Regions from separate parts of the Mus musculus genome. Here region 1 is linked to region 2. A link is a contact called in ENCODE Hi-C or POLR2A ChIA-PET data. All regions are on one chromosome and are shown on one strand. The core of a region is the stretch at or near the end of the contact, and the rest is flanking DNA. Distances in the headings are between cores, read along the strand shown. Region 1 holds the start of Traf2 (TNF receptor-associated factor 2). Region 2 holds the start of Paxx (non-homologous end joining factor).

What was found. A loop is a pair of places that touch in the nucleus more often than their neighbours do. ChIA-PET counts read pairs that join two places held with the same protein, here RNA polymerase II (POLR2A).
Region 1: a loop to region 2 is called in a map of T-helper 17 cell, with 1.8 times the contacts of the local background. The contact joins the promoter of Traf2 here to the promoter of Paxx in region 2. A Hi-C loop is called at or near these places in 1 of 37 maps with a recorded cell type or tissue (T-helper 17 cell). POLR2A ChIA-PET finds 5 or more read pairs at or near these places in 3 of 5 experiments (Patski and embryonic stem cell).

Annotation. Positions count from the first base shown.
Region 1 is chr2:25,545,669-25,552,363 of GRCm38, reverse strand. It overlaps Traf2 (TNF receptor-associated factor 2), which reads left to right and starts at 5,424. Exons shown (of 11, transcript NM_009422.3): 1 at 5,424-5,502. It overlaps Gm35476 (a long non-coding RNA gene), which reads left to right. Exons shown (of 4, transcript XR_866044.3): 3 at 985-2,760; 4 at 4,299-4,439.
Region 2 is chr2:25,459,293-25,466,061 of GRCm38, reverse strand. It overlaps Paxx (non-homologous end joining factor), which reads left to right and starts at 4,968. Exons shown (of 7, transcript NM_153557.1): 1 at 4,968-5,275; 2 at 5,347-5,407; 3 at 5,568-5,617; 4 at 5,705-5,895; 5 at 5,988-6,053; 6 at 6,203-6,287; 7 at 6,361-6,574. The coding sequence starts at 5,151. The coding sequence ends at 6,400.

The DNA of each region.
Region 1 (6,695 bases), core at 4,175-6,674, 86 kb before region 2:
GCTCCATTTTGGCCTGTTCTTTGGCCCAGGGCATAATGGCTGAGAGGATGTTAGTGCTCTGTTTTCCCAGAGACATATAGAGGTGCCTACTCTCTCCAAGTAAGGGACCAACAACAGCCAAAAGTACAAGTCTACTGCAGTCCAGCTTGGCAAACCAATGAGTTTATTGGATATTTACAAAGCATGGATGACTGGTTACTTAGAGGAGCAAATCTCAAAACATCTATAAGAGCCCGGGAGTGGTGGCTCACGCCTTTAATCCCAGCACTTTGGGAGGCAGAGGCAGGTGGATTTCTGAGTTCGAGGTTAGCCTGGTCTACAGAGTAAGTTCCGTGACAACCAGGACTACACAGAGAAACACTGTCTCCAAAAACAAAAACAAAAACAAAAACAAAAACAAACAAAACATCTGTAAGAGTCTCACCCCAGCACAGATATTGACTTCCTTATGGCTGTATAGATGGAGTCTCCCTTTCAGCAAGCCTTCCTCCTTATATACTCTAGCACTTCCTGAGAACAAAGACTATGAATATTTGAGACAGAATTGCACACATCTGGCAGGGGGTTGAAGGAAGGAGGGACTGAGATCGCAAGCCCTTTCTTCTATGAGGGTGTATCTTGAGGATCACCTGTGAATAGTCACAGCTACTTCTGATGCTGGTGGTAAAGGCTGATATGCTTGGAGGACCTACGGAGAATATGGTATGGAGGGGCAGGGACACCCAGCTGTGACAGGAGCTGTAGACAGGAGACCCTGGGACCTCTTTTGTGTTGAGTTACAGCTGTGAGTCACCACAGGCATCTCAGACATGTGGATGAATGGCCTTGGGACTCCAGTTGCTGGGTCTGAGTGTACGGAGAACCGGTGCAGGTGGGTGGGTCACTGTGAGCCTGCCCTGTGACATCCCAGTCACCTGTCTGATGCCAAGATTCTGCCCATGGCCCATTCAGTGTTCCCACGCCACTTTCCTCTCTGGCCAACAGGTGGCATACTTGCTGTTTTCTGGGAAGTTTAGGAAGACCTATGCTCTCTCTGCCCATCATCTGACAGCCAGCCAGATTGAAGGATGGATGTCACGGGGCCCTGGACCACATGGGCCACAGTTCATAAATGCTCCCATTACATCTTGTACAGATGATGGGTCTGTGGTCGTGAGAACTCAGGATCACCAGGAAAGACAGCAGCTTCATCCTGAGGCTCTAAAACCTGAAGACGGTCTAAGGCAAACGCAACAAGGGTAGTAGTGCTTGATGCAAAGGCTTTGAAGCCAGGCTGGGCCTTTCTCTCTGCCTGGGGTTGGTGGCATGTGTGCTGAAGATGTGACACATTGAAGCAGGTTGGAACCAAGTGATCTGCCAGAGCGTGCTGGGGTGGGCTATGATGACTGGACAGGACAAGTGTGTACAGTAACATGTATGTGGAGGTCAGAGTACAACTTTGGGTGTCGTTCCTCACCTTACACCTGGAGACAGGGTCTCTTGTTTGACACTGCTAACTTAGGCTGGGCTAGCTGGTTTGTAAGCGTCCAGTAATTCTCATCTCTGCTTCCTGTCTTGCATAAGGCACACAGGACTACAGCGGTAAACTACTGCATCTGGCATTACACGGGTCCTGGGGGTCTGAACTCAGGTCCTACCACTTGCACGGCAAGCATCTTACCTACTAAGCCATACAGAGCTCATCACTTACCCTGCATTCCTGTGCCTCCAGAGACTCCCTCATTCCTGCTGCCAGGAGGACACTGGTCTAAAAGTACTCACTATGAAGTGAACATCACTGCCTGATGAACCCCTAGAATGGCCCCCAAGGAGCCATCCAGAAAGGCCCTCAAGTCTCCTGTATTCCCCAGGCAGTTGCATGAGTGCAGGCGATTTGCGAATTAATACTGGCATGGGCCTTTCTGGAAAGCTCTAGCCAGCTGACTGCAGAGTAAGTGTGGAAACTGTCTTCTCTCGGAAGCAAGCATGGGGCTGGACTTTAGATGCCCGAGGAAAGGGAACACAAGAGTAAACTCTTGAGGTGAGTGGACACGGCACCTCTGGGACCACTGTCAACACCAGAGGAGCATCCCCTGTGCAGGATACTGTGAGGGACCATGTCAGCCTTTCCGCCTCCTGTCCCTGGCACAAACTGGGCTCTGTCCCAAAAGGCAGACTATCTGAAGTGAGGTGAGGGGTCCTAAAGGGACAGCTCAGCCTGGAGGTCCGAGTGAGCAATCAGAACCAGGCACCCCAGTGCACAAGCCACACCAAAGAGGCAAGAACAGCAAAGAGAAAGACAGCAGGGAACCACGTTGCCCAAAGGGCCACAGTTTGCTTCGAGAAGCCTTCGGACAGGGGTGGGAGGAGGGTCACACTGGAAGCTGACTCCTCAGAACCAGTGGGAAGCTGCCTAGTGTCCTGGTCTTGGCCAAGTCAAGGCAGCTGGTGTCCATTACATCGGCTTTGATTTATAGTCAAGCCCACAGGCCCTCAGCTCACAACATTGTGACCTAAGACAGCAGCTTTCTCTTTAGTACCCTGGCACCTGGGTACAGTCACATGCCTCCAGGTCCTGCTGTCAGTGGTTCTTGGCTGACGCTAGTTCTCAGGGAGTGAGCAGGTGCTGTGTGGGTCCTCCTGAGTCTGCCCAAGGGACACCCCAACCTCTGCCTCGCCCTCAGTGGCTGTCTTGCTGAGTAACTTTTGCTTTCTTTTTAGCAGGAAGAAACCCACATGGGAATCCCCAACAATCACAGTGACTCACCCATTTCCCAGCCAGTGAGTGAAATGAGTCCCCAGGATGTCACCCAATTCTGTACTGGTGGGTGGGGCAGTGAGAGCACCTCCCATTCTCTTGATCTGGTCTAATTCTGGTACACACTCTACAGACCAGCCCCTCTCATCCCCTCCCCCAAAGAGTGCACATAAAATCTCCAAGTAGAAAAGTCTAAAGTGACATTTTTGTGGCAGCAGGTGTTGTACTGGTAGGCTATGGTTAAGGTTGTTATGGCAACGATGGTCTCTGGCTCTGTTGCCTTTAAGGTCTGTGGGCACAGTTGCCAATGAGATCTTTGGTGGATGTGGGTGAGGGAAGGTCTGGAGCATGGAGCACACCTGCATTTTGCCCTGAGGGAGCAGATGCTCTCAGCGAATGAGCTTACGTTCAGGCTAGCTTCTCAGGCTCCTCGGGGCTCTCAGGAAACACCTCCTCCCACTGGTAAAGAAGGCTCCACAGGTGTGGACTCACTACCGTGAATAAGCCCCAAAGGCTCCAGGAAGCTACGTGACCCAGCAGTTGCCTGAACTTCAGCAGAAGAGGACAACTTTGCTGTCCTATGGGTGGGATTCCTGATTCAGTTAGGGGAATTCCAACTTCCACAGGAGCAAGGGTGTGCAGTCAATGTGGTTGGATCAGCAGTGCCTGCTGCAAGCAGCTCTTGTCCCAGAACAGTTTTCATAGCTGCAGGATCTCACTTGGACTCCCTCGGCTCCCAGAATCCTTGCAATCTTCATTAAACTGCTACCAGAGTTATTAGGGTCAGAGCCTGTTTTGGCATCCCGAACAAGCCCTGCTCAATCATTTGTCCTCAATAAGCTAATCAGAGGTGAACTTTACCAGTGAAAAGCAGAAAAGATCTATTCAATGTATCCATACTAGAAAGAAAAACAAAGAGATTCAATGACACAGCCTTCACCATATCTACCTTCCAGCTCCTGGATGAAGTAATTAACTTCAAGTAGAGGCTGGAGGTATGCATCACTAAGTAGGCTGGGTCAAGGTGTGGTCCTGTCCATCACTGACCCATCATTGTCTGAGCTCGGCTAGCCTGCAAGATGGCCTGAAGCTGCACATCTCTTCCCAGGAGACAAGTTTCTTCCTCGGTTGGCCCCAGGCTTCAGCCTTCTTTCTCCTTCTGAGACTCCTGGAGAATAATTAAATTTCCTGGGGTACATTGTTTCAAGAGACTGGTTGCCAAAGAGAAGAGCATAAGTATCTCTTAAAGTCAGTTACAGAATGAATGCAGGCAAGACACAGAGGGTAGAGTGCAGAGGTGTCCATCCTTCCACACTGTGATATAACAGCTACAAATGTTGGGATGCTATCCTGGGATACATGCTGTGGGTTGGACACCCCTGATGGTGAGCTCTAAATACTTTGTGTGTATATACATATATGTGTATGGTGTTGTTTATATGTGGTTATGTGTGTAGCGTGTGTGTGTGTGTGTGTGTGTGTGTGTGTGTGTGTGTGTGATGTCTAGAGATATATAGAGATATGTGTCAGCATATATATATATTTTTTTTCTTTTTTGCAGGAAGAGATGACTCAGGAGTTAAGAGCTCTCTCAGAGTTCTGAAGTTTGGTTTGGGTCCCAGCTCACAAGAGCCTGTAACTTTTTTTTTTTTTTTAAGATTTATTTATTTATTTTATGAGTACACTGTAGCTGTCTTCAGACACACATCAGAAGAGGGCATCCGATCCCATTACAGATGGTTGTGAGCCATCATGTAGTTACTGGGAATTGAACTCAGGACCTCTGGAAGAGCTGTCGGTACTCTTAGCCACTAAACCATCTCTTCAGCCCTGAGCCTATAACTTTTGCTCTAAGGGATACAATGGCCTCTTTGTATGGAATCCCTGGATACTTCACTCATGTGCACAGACATACATACTTATAATTTTTTTAAAATACCTTTTTAACAGGACTGCAGAGATGAGAATAGACAATTGTCAGAGGTGTACAAATCTACATGTTGACGTAGACTCAAGTCTCCAAACATAAGCTTTCTTGGGGGACATTTCCCTGTTCATGTGGTTGAAGGTGCTCTTGATGAATCCTTCAAACTTTTTTAAAAACCTTTTTATTGGTTCATTGTGCATTTCACATCATGCACCCCATCCCACCCATCTCCCCCTCCCCTTGTACCTGCCTTTCATCCTTGCAACCTCTCCCACAACAGATGGAAAAAAATCTCGTCGCGGAAGCTGTAGTATGTCAGTTTGTTCCACAGTATACCCTTTTGTCTACACTTCTTTGTTCGCAAATATTCATTGAAATGTTAACTCTTTAAACTTTTAAATTACACTTATTCGTCTATTTGTGTGTATGACTAAATAATGCATAAACCCCTGCTCTCTTTCCACGATGTGGACCCAGGGCTCGAACTCGAGTTACATTTGGTGGCAAGTGACTGCAAGTGACTGACGTCCACGAAGAGAGGCTCAAGGCAGCTTCCTCAACAACCTTGCTAGGAACCGGAGAAACCGGCTTAGCCCCCACCCCCTGCGCCGCTCTGACTAATCACCGCTCTCTGCGGTTCCGTGCTCGTTCCTGGTAGGTTCCTGCTTCCGTCTGTCAGCGGGCAGAGTCAAGGCGGCCTATTTGACAAATCGACGGCCGCTGCTGCTCCCTGTGAGCTCCTGGTAGGCGCGTGCGTCTGTCCGTCAGACGGGGCGGGCCGCGGCAGCGGGGGTGTTTCCCGGCGAGCGCTGAGTTCCGGGCGCGCGAAGACCGTTGGGTGAGGCGGCGCGGATCTAAGCGGGGGGTCTACTCTCAGCGGCGGCCGGGCTGGGGTCAGGCGCGGGGTGGGAGTGGCGGTTGGGGGTCAGATGCGGGGCCGCCGCTGTCTGGGTGAGGTGGGTGGGTAGACTTTTCGGAGCCGCGGAGCCGGAAACTGAAAGTCGCGGGAGGGGGGCCGGAAAAGTTCGCGACGTCCGCAGCGGTGCTTGGCTGCGCGCCTACCGCGGTGGCTCGGGGTTACAGCAGTACGGTCCCTGCCCCAGATCTCGGTCCGGCATCGCGCCCGAGGGACCCACGAGCCCCACTTGCCCTTACTGGCCTTGAGCGAATACCTGGTCTCCCAGGCCACTTTTACCGCTCACCTCCCACCCACTTATGCTTTTTGGATGGGGCAGTCAAATTTGGTCTGCCAAATTTACGTCGCCTTTTCTGACACCCGGCTACACAAATCACGGACACCACCTCCCCCATAAGGCCTCTTCCCTGTTGGTGGTTTACCTTCCCTGTCCTCCTTTATTTTTTCAGATCTCACCTTTCTGCCCCTCAGAACCTCTGTTTCTCTGGAAACTATCTTGCTTTTTGTAAAGTAGTCTGGCCTCGAACTACTGAGTGCTGGGATTAAAGGGCCTGCGCCACCACCGCCCTGGAAACTATGTTGATGGGATAGATGCATATGTGTCAGGGTGTGGAGACTGATCCCAGGGCCCTTAACCTCCTGACGCCTGCCTAATGGAGGTTGGACCTAGTGTATATTCCACATGATGGACTTGAAGCCCTGAGTAGGTGGAAAGGACATGAGATTGATTAGAACTCACAGACGTACTCCCAGCGGGCCCCAAAATCGGAGAAACAAACTTTCAGCTCCGTGGACACAATGCAATGTCATCATTGTCTTGTGTGCAACTCACTAGCTTGGCTACCAGTCCCCCAGAGAAGTCACAGTTGACCTTGCCACCACGGCCCCTTCCTGCCTGCGTAACTGACTGAGAAAGGTGGTATTTAGTGACCCAAAGTTAACTGTTATCAGGTGGAGACCCCAAGCAATCTCAAATTGATGTTTAAGTCTTAAAAATTAACTTTATTGCTGAATACTTAATGATGGATTTATAAATACTTGAGTTTTAAAAGCTGAAGGAAGGGTTGTTTTTTATCAAGCCTTGTGTGTACATCTGGAAGGCTGAGTGCTGTCAG
Region 2 (6,769 bases), core at 3,719-6,218:
GGGGGCTACACTATGCCTGATCTGACATGCCAGAACTGTTTGGCAGCCCTCAGGCCCGGAGGCCACTAGGCCCCTGCCCCCGTCTGCTGAGCTCCTTACCCCTCCCACAGGAAACATGGGCTGACAGGATGTGGTGTGGTGAGTGTAGAAAGAGCCGAGCCAGGTACAATTCAGTCAACGGTCTGGCACAGTCACTGTGTTCCAGGACAGGCCGGCTGTCTCAGGGCATCTTGGGGATATGAAGGCCACTGAGAAGAAGCCATGACAGTCCCTTGGCCTGGAGGATCCTAGGAATGCCGTGGCTCTGCTGATTTGTTCTTTGCCCTGCTTGGAGTGTCCCCGGCTCAGGTCCCCAGGCAGGACAGCCTGATGTCAGCCAGGGAAGTCCACACCCTCCCCACACCCTCTCGTCTCACCTTCTTCACCCCAAGCTTTTGTGCATACTTTCTTTGGTTCCAGCCTGCCAGGGTCTTGGACTTAAAGGCCTCCATCCATTTGCTACAATGGACTATAAATGGTCTTGTGTACACAGTATCCTGGACTAGAAGTTGGAATAAGTTGTCTCAGTCTCCCAACACTGGCTTACAGTTGTTCTAGGTACAGAGGTTATGGGCACTGGACACTGAGCCTTGGCAGGAAAGCAAGAGATCATGACAAGATGAAGTGGGCTCTTACAGCATGCAGAGGATTCTACCCAGCTTCCCTGCCCTACCCTGCCATTCAGAGGACCCAGCACACACTTGGGGCTACATCAGATAACCAGGGGTTCCAGGACTATGAAAGATACACATGGTCCTAGTGAACGCCATGCCCAATGGTGGCCTGGCTGTCGTGTGGTATCTCACATGAGTGATCCTATGAAACCCACCTTCAATGTATCCTCAGACGAGGAAGTGTGTAACTCCGTGAAGGTCAGGGGGCAGGGATCAGATCTGTCTCTGGCATACCAAAAGTACAACCCAGAGACTCCAGACAGCCTGGGCCGTGGAGACCCAAATAAGAGCCACAGAAGCCCGCTCTCCGAAGGACCTTGGCCTACACTGAAGTCTGCCTATGGCCTGTGTGAGGAAACAAGGTCTGTATGTCTGTGTGCATCTACGGAGGAGGCTGGAGATTCTACACACCCTCCTTTCCCGCTCCCATCACCGACGCCCTGTAAACTAAAGCACTCAGTCCCCTTGTGAAGGCCAACAGGAGACCCCATGACAGCTGTGCATGGGCAATGTCCTCAGCTCACCGGGGCTGCCTGAAAAAGCAAGGCAGATCTTGGGGTTGAGCACCTTCAAGGGTCACTGGTGGCTCGGGTGTGGAGATCTTTCTCCCCAGGCCAGGTGGCAGATGACAGGAGAGAGAAGCAACCTTCACCAAGAGTGCCCTAGCCAGGCAGTTCAGCAACCCAGGTAAGGAGTTTGGATGGCCAAAAGATTGTCATTTGGCAGCAGGGAAAGAAGTGGGGTGGGGAAGCTCATTGTGTAGGCTGCGGGACTGGGGTGGCCATCTTGGGAAGTGTCCCAGGGGTGGCTTCTATGTTGGGGAGCTTCCTAAGTAGGCAGGCATCTTTGAGTCCTGACCAGCACCCACCTTTCACTATTAGTCATGACCTAGAGTAGCATCCCTGTGCCCTTCATGGACAAACCAGAGCTTCTGCTGTGATGTACTTCAAGACAGAGAAGCAACACTCTCCAGTCGTTGGCAGAGGAGCTGGTCCTGATAACCCCCAGTACCAGACACAGGCTCCTTCTCCTGGAGCAGTGTCCCCAGCCTGGGTGGGAGTACTGCCCAGGACACATCTCATCACCTGCTCACTCATGGAGAAAGAAACTTTGTTTCTCAGAGTGTCTTCTTGAGACTTCCATGCTTATGAGTCTGTAGCAGGCTGGCCAGGTGTCTAGGCCAAGTGAGGGGCCAGAATGCCCAAGTCAGTACACACAAGAGACTATCACTGGCTGAGGGTGGAGGACTTAGGGAAGGGACAAAGGCATTCATGAGATCTGCTTTCTCAACAAATCAGTGTGTTGGGCACAGATGAGTGTCCTCAGAGGTCCCTCCCAATGCCCCACTCTAACACCAACATAGAACTACATTGGGCGTGGTTTCCAGCATGGAGAAGGCAGGGAGGCCTGGCCACCATAGCTTCAAACAGCTACCGTGTTCCTCCAGATCCTTACTGCCCACTTTCAGTAATGTTTGGGGAGTTTTCAGTAATGCTCCACCTGCTCCTTGTATTGGGTCCAGCCACCTGCGGGGTCAGTTGGCTCATGATGCCTCTATGCTGAGTCTTCACCCAAAGAGCTCCCTGTTTTTCTCTACAGCTCCCCAGGCACAATAAACACTTTGGTGAGGCTGACAGAAGCAGTGTTTCATAGGGGAGTCAGAGAGTGGGTGGTGGGTGGCAAGGCCTGTCTAAGTCTGGAAACCACATAGGCTGGGTCCTTTAGGGCAGTACCTTCAGGGAAAGGACTATACCTTAGTTCTTCGTGGGAAGACCCAAGGTGCCTAAAGGCCCTTCTTGGACCCTGTAGTCCCCAGCATCTAGCCTAAGAGTATGATACGGCTGGTTTAGCTGCCCAGAAGCTCCCGCTTTGGAACAGCAATTACATGAGGCAAGCCACATTCCACCCTGTTCCATGTGTGCCCTGGGTCCCGGGAGCCACTGTAGACAGATTCAGCTTTCAAGTACATCAAATAGAAGGTCACTGAGATGCCTCTAAAGGTAAAGGTACTTGCTACTAAGGCTTATGACCTGAGTTTGATCCCTGGGACCTAAGGATGGAAGAAGAAAACTAACTGCCCTTTGACTTCTGACCTCTGTACCATGACACACATACACCCACTCACAATAAAATGAATAGAAATGCTTAATAATAATAATAATAATAATAATAATAATAAACTGAGGGAGGTGCTCACATTGGCTCTGGTCTCTACTTGCACATATGTGTGTACATGTGAATATGTAGAACACACACACAGGAAGGTAAGTGTATTATTTCTGTGTTTATACTGGACACAGTATAACTTGTTTGGCTTTTGTGTGTGTGCTAGGACCCTGTTGTGTACTCCTGCTGAGCAGGTACCTGGGATCCTTGGGCTTCAGCCTTTCCATCTGGATTTACAAGTGTGTTCCACCACGCCCTGAAGTACCAATGTTTGAAGAGACAAAATTGTCCCGAAATGTTTGAGGGTATAGTTCAGTGACACCTGTAATGTGAATATTATGCAAAAATTAATAAAATAAAATAGAATTTAATAAAAATATTGATTGTAAATTTGTCAAAATGTTGATAATTCGTCCATCTGGGGCTCATTATGCTGTTATTTCTGCTTTGTAGTCGGTTTAAAGTTTTTCACTCAAATTGGTAAAACAAACAAAACAAAGCAAACAAACAAAACCAGCAGCTCCATGGGAGGCTGAGAAACAAATCCTTGCAGACTTTAGCAGCCTAGAACAAGAAGCAGCGATATCTCCAGGTCCTTAAGGTCTGGGACAGGCCCCTCGAGTGGAAGAGGATGCCGTTCACCATCTCCCAGACCTGAGGCCTGGACAGGACTCTGCTTCCTGGCTCTGGCTCTGGCTCTGGCTCTGGCTCTGGCTCTGGCTCTGGCTCTGCCTCTGGCTCTGCCTCTGGCTCTGCCTCTGCCTCTGGCTCTGGCTCTGGGGCTCTGGCTCTGACTCTGGCTCTGGCTCTGGCTCTGGCTCTGGCTCTGGCTCTGGCTCTGGCTCTGGCTCTGGCTCTGGCTCTGGCTCTGGCACAGGCAGGCCTCCATACTTTAATATCAAAGGTTTTCCTGGGTTGCCTTGTGCTGTGGTGAGCAATGCAGTAGGGATGGGAGAAATGACAGACATCATTTCTGCCATATTCCAGTGGCTAGAATAGAAGCAAGACCTTAGATGCAGCTTCTAGGAGGGGGTCAGACAATGGTGGAGATGCAGGCAGACATCAAGGCTGAGCCAGAAACTCCTAAAACCAGGATGTACGGTACACAGTGAAAAGCAGGGAAAGTAAGACATGGGAGAGAGGGATGGAGACTTGAGCAGAGGTGAAATGTTCTACATGGATCCTCAAGAGGACACTTTCAAAAGAACTACAGGTAAGTACACCCGGCTGGAGACAGGCAAAAACCCATGCACGCAAAGGCTCTAGTCCGGAGCCTCAGCAGGGTTGAGCAAAACTAGAGGAAAGTGGGAATTGAGTATGTTTGGCTGATGGCACTTTTCAAATGTTAGCACAGTTCACCAAGTTACTAACCACTCTCACCATGGTTCTCATAGGTTCATGCTAGCCCTCTTCCACAGCCTTGGGAAGACTTCTGTTCCCATCAGGCCTCCTCCTGAGCACACCCTTTGCTGGGCTCCATTCTCTGCAGGTGGCATCAGCCCCTACTATGCAGGCCCTGTGTGGATTCTCATGAGCATTTGCTGCAGTGTGAGTGCTGTCCTGTCGGACTAGTCATCTCTCCCATTAGATCTCAGGTTCCAGAGACCTCCTGTTGGTGAAGGTGTCCTCAGGGCTGACAGGTATCACACAGAGGGTGGTGACTCAGACAATGGGAGGGTATTGCCCGGGAGAAAACTGCATCTCCAAACGTTTCCACATGTACTGTACTTACTCTTGTATTTTGGTTTGTTACAACTCAGCTTTAGAAAGAGATGTGTTTATATCTAAAGTGACAGGAAGGGACAAGTGACCAACAGTTTGGAGGCCCTGCAGTACAAGCCCTTGGGGGATAGATAGGAAAGAAGACCGGCATTGAAGAGCGGCAGATATGTTGCTAAGAAGGACCCAGAAAAGCGGAAGAGCACAAGGAGTGAGACCATAGTAGATCTCTGTTTGGATGCAAGGGCCAAAGAACAGAGCCCAGAATAGCACTGAGTAGCTAATGCGCTAAGCCCCGCCCTCCGAGTGCTTCCCGCCCCGCCCCACGTGCTAAACCCCGCCCTTTAGTCAGCCTCTTACTTAATGCCTGGTACCCGGAAACAATGTCAACCTTGAGTACCGCCCATCGCCTCGTCCTTCCGTCCCTCCAGAAACCAGAAGTTCCGCCGCCGAGCGAACACCTTAGATTGTGAGTCACCGAGTTTGTACTTCTGCGCAGGCGCCCTCAGCCCACATCTAACTTGGCTCCTGCGGCGAGACCGCCCTGCTGTCATGGCTCCTCCGTTGTTGTCGCTGCCGCTTTGTATTCTGCCGCCGGGTTCGGGCTCCCCCCGCCTGGTGTGCTACTGCGAGCGGGATAGTGGTGGAGACGGGGACCGCGACGACTTCAACCTCTAGTGAGTGGAGTCTAGGGATGTGGGGTGCGGGAGCATAGCGGGCACGGTGCCTGACAGCCCCTCCCACCCAGTGTGACGGACGCCGCCGAGCTCTGGAGCACCTGCTTCTCGCCTGACAGCCTGGCGAGGCTCGTGAGTAACAGTGCTGGGGATAGGAGACAGCTGGTAGCTTGCCACCCTCCCCCTCCCCGTGGCAGTGGTTCTAATAGCATTTCCAGGGTAGGGCAGTTTGGAATGTCCAGTGGGTCCAGGGTCCTGGGCGGGGTTAGTGACAATTCCTTGTTCCCAGCAGAAAGCCCGATTTGGCCTAAGTGGGGCTGAAGATATCCATTCCCGGTTCAGGTGAGTTCCAGTTAGGGAGGCCATGTGAATGAGAAGCTTGGGGTAGTGCTAACACATCCTGGCCATAACACACATCTCCCTCCTTAGGGCAGCCTGCCAACAGCAGGCAGTAACTGTAAGCCTGCAAGAAGACAGAGCATTGATAACCCTTTCAGGGGATACCCCTGCCCTGGCCTTTGACCTCTCCAAGGTGCCCAGCCCGGAGGCAGCCCCCAGGCTGCAGGCTTTGACTCTCAGCCTGGCAGAGCATGTATGCAACCTAGAGAGGCGGCTGGCAGGTACTGTATGTGTGGGCACCTGTACCTTCCCTCAGGGGCATGCTTTTGCAGACCCTCCTGGCATTGAGTGAGATGCCACGACTCTCTCTTAGCTGCAGAAGAGACCATCACTAGCCCCAAGAAGAACACCCAGCCAGCAGGCACTCAGTTCTTACCAGGTAAGGGGTGGGCCTGGCATGTGGGCTGGGGCTGCTCTTTCTCTGGAACTGCCTCTCCAGATGTCTCATGGGAGAATCTTTCCATGTGGACAGAGTTCTGGCCAGGGTTCTTTGGAGTTCAAGATTTCCCTGATCCTATTTTCTGGCAGAACTTGATCACCAGAGAGGCAGCTCTGGGCCTGGGGTCAGGAGACGGTGTCCAGGGGAGTCTCTCATTAACCCTGGCTTCAAAAGGTACTTGCCACCTGTCTCCCCTGCCCTGGTCCCTTCCTTTTCTTCTATGTATTTACATACTCTTGTCTTCTAGTAAGAAACCAGCTGCTGGTGTAGACTTTGATGAGACCTGAGGACAGCAAAGCCTGTTACTTGGCCAGGAGCCTGCCTGCAAGGAAAGGGGAGATCTAGGACCCCCTAATCAGAGACACCCCTTGCTTCACTTCCCCTGTGGTCCTGCTGTTGGGCAAAGGTGCCTCTCATCCCTTCTCCGTCAAATAAACTGCTCCCTCGGGGAGAGATGCTAGGCCAGACTTGAGTTGTGAAGATTGGCCTTGGGGAGGGGGCACGAGAAGACCCCTCTGGTGTACTGTGGAGCCCTGGGAGGCAAACAGATGCATCAGGCTCTCGGCATCCAGGAGGCTCTCCCGCCTAGGTCTTAAGGCAGGCAGCAGAGCTTTCTCAGACCTACTGTGTTGATTCTGCGTGGCCAGCACAGAAGC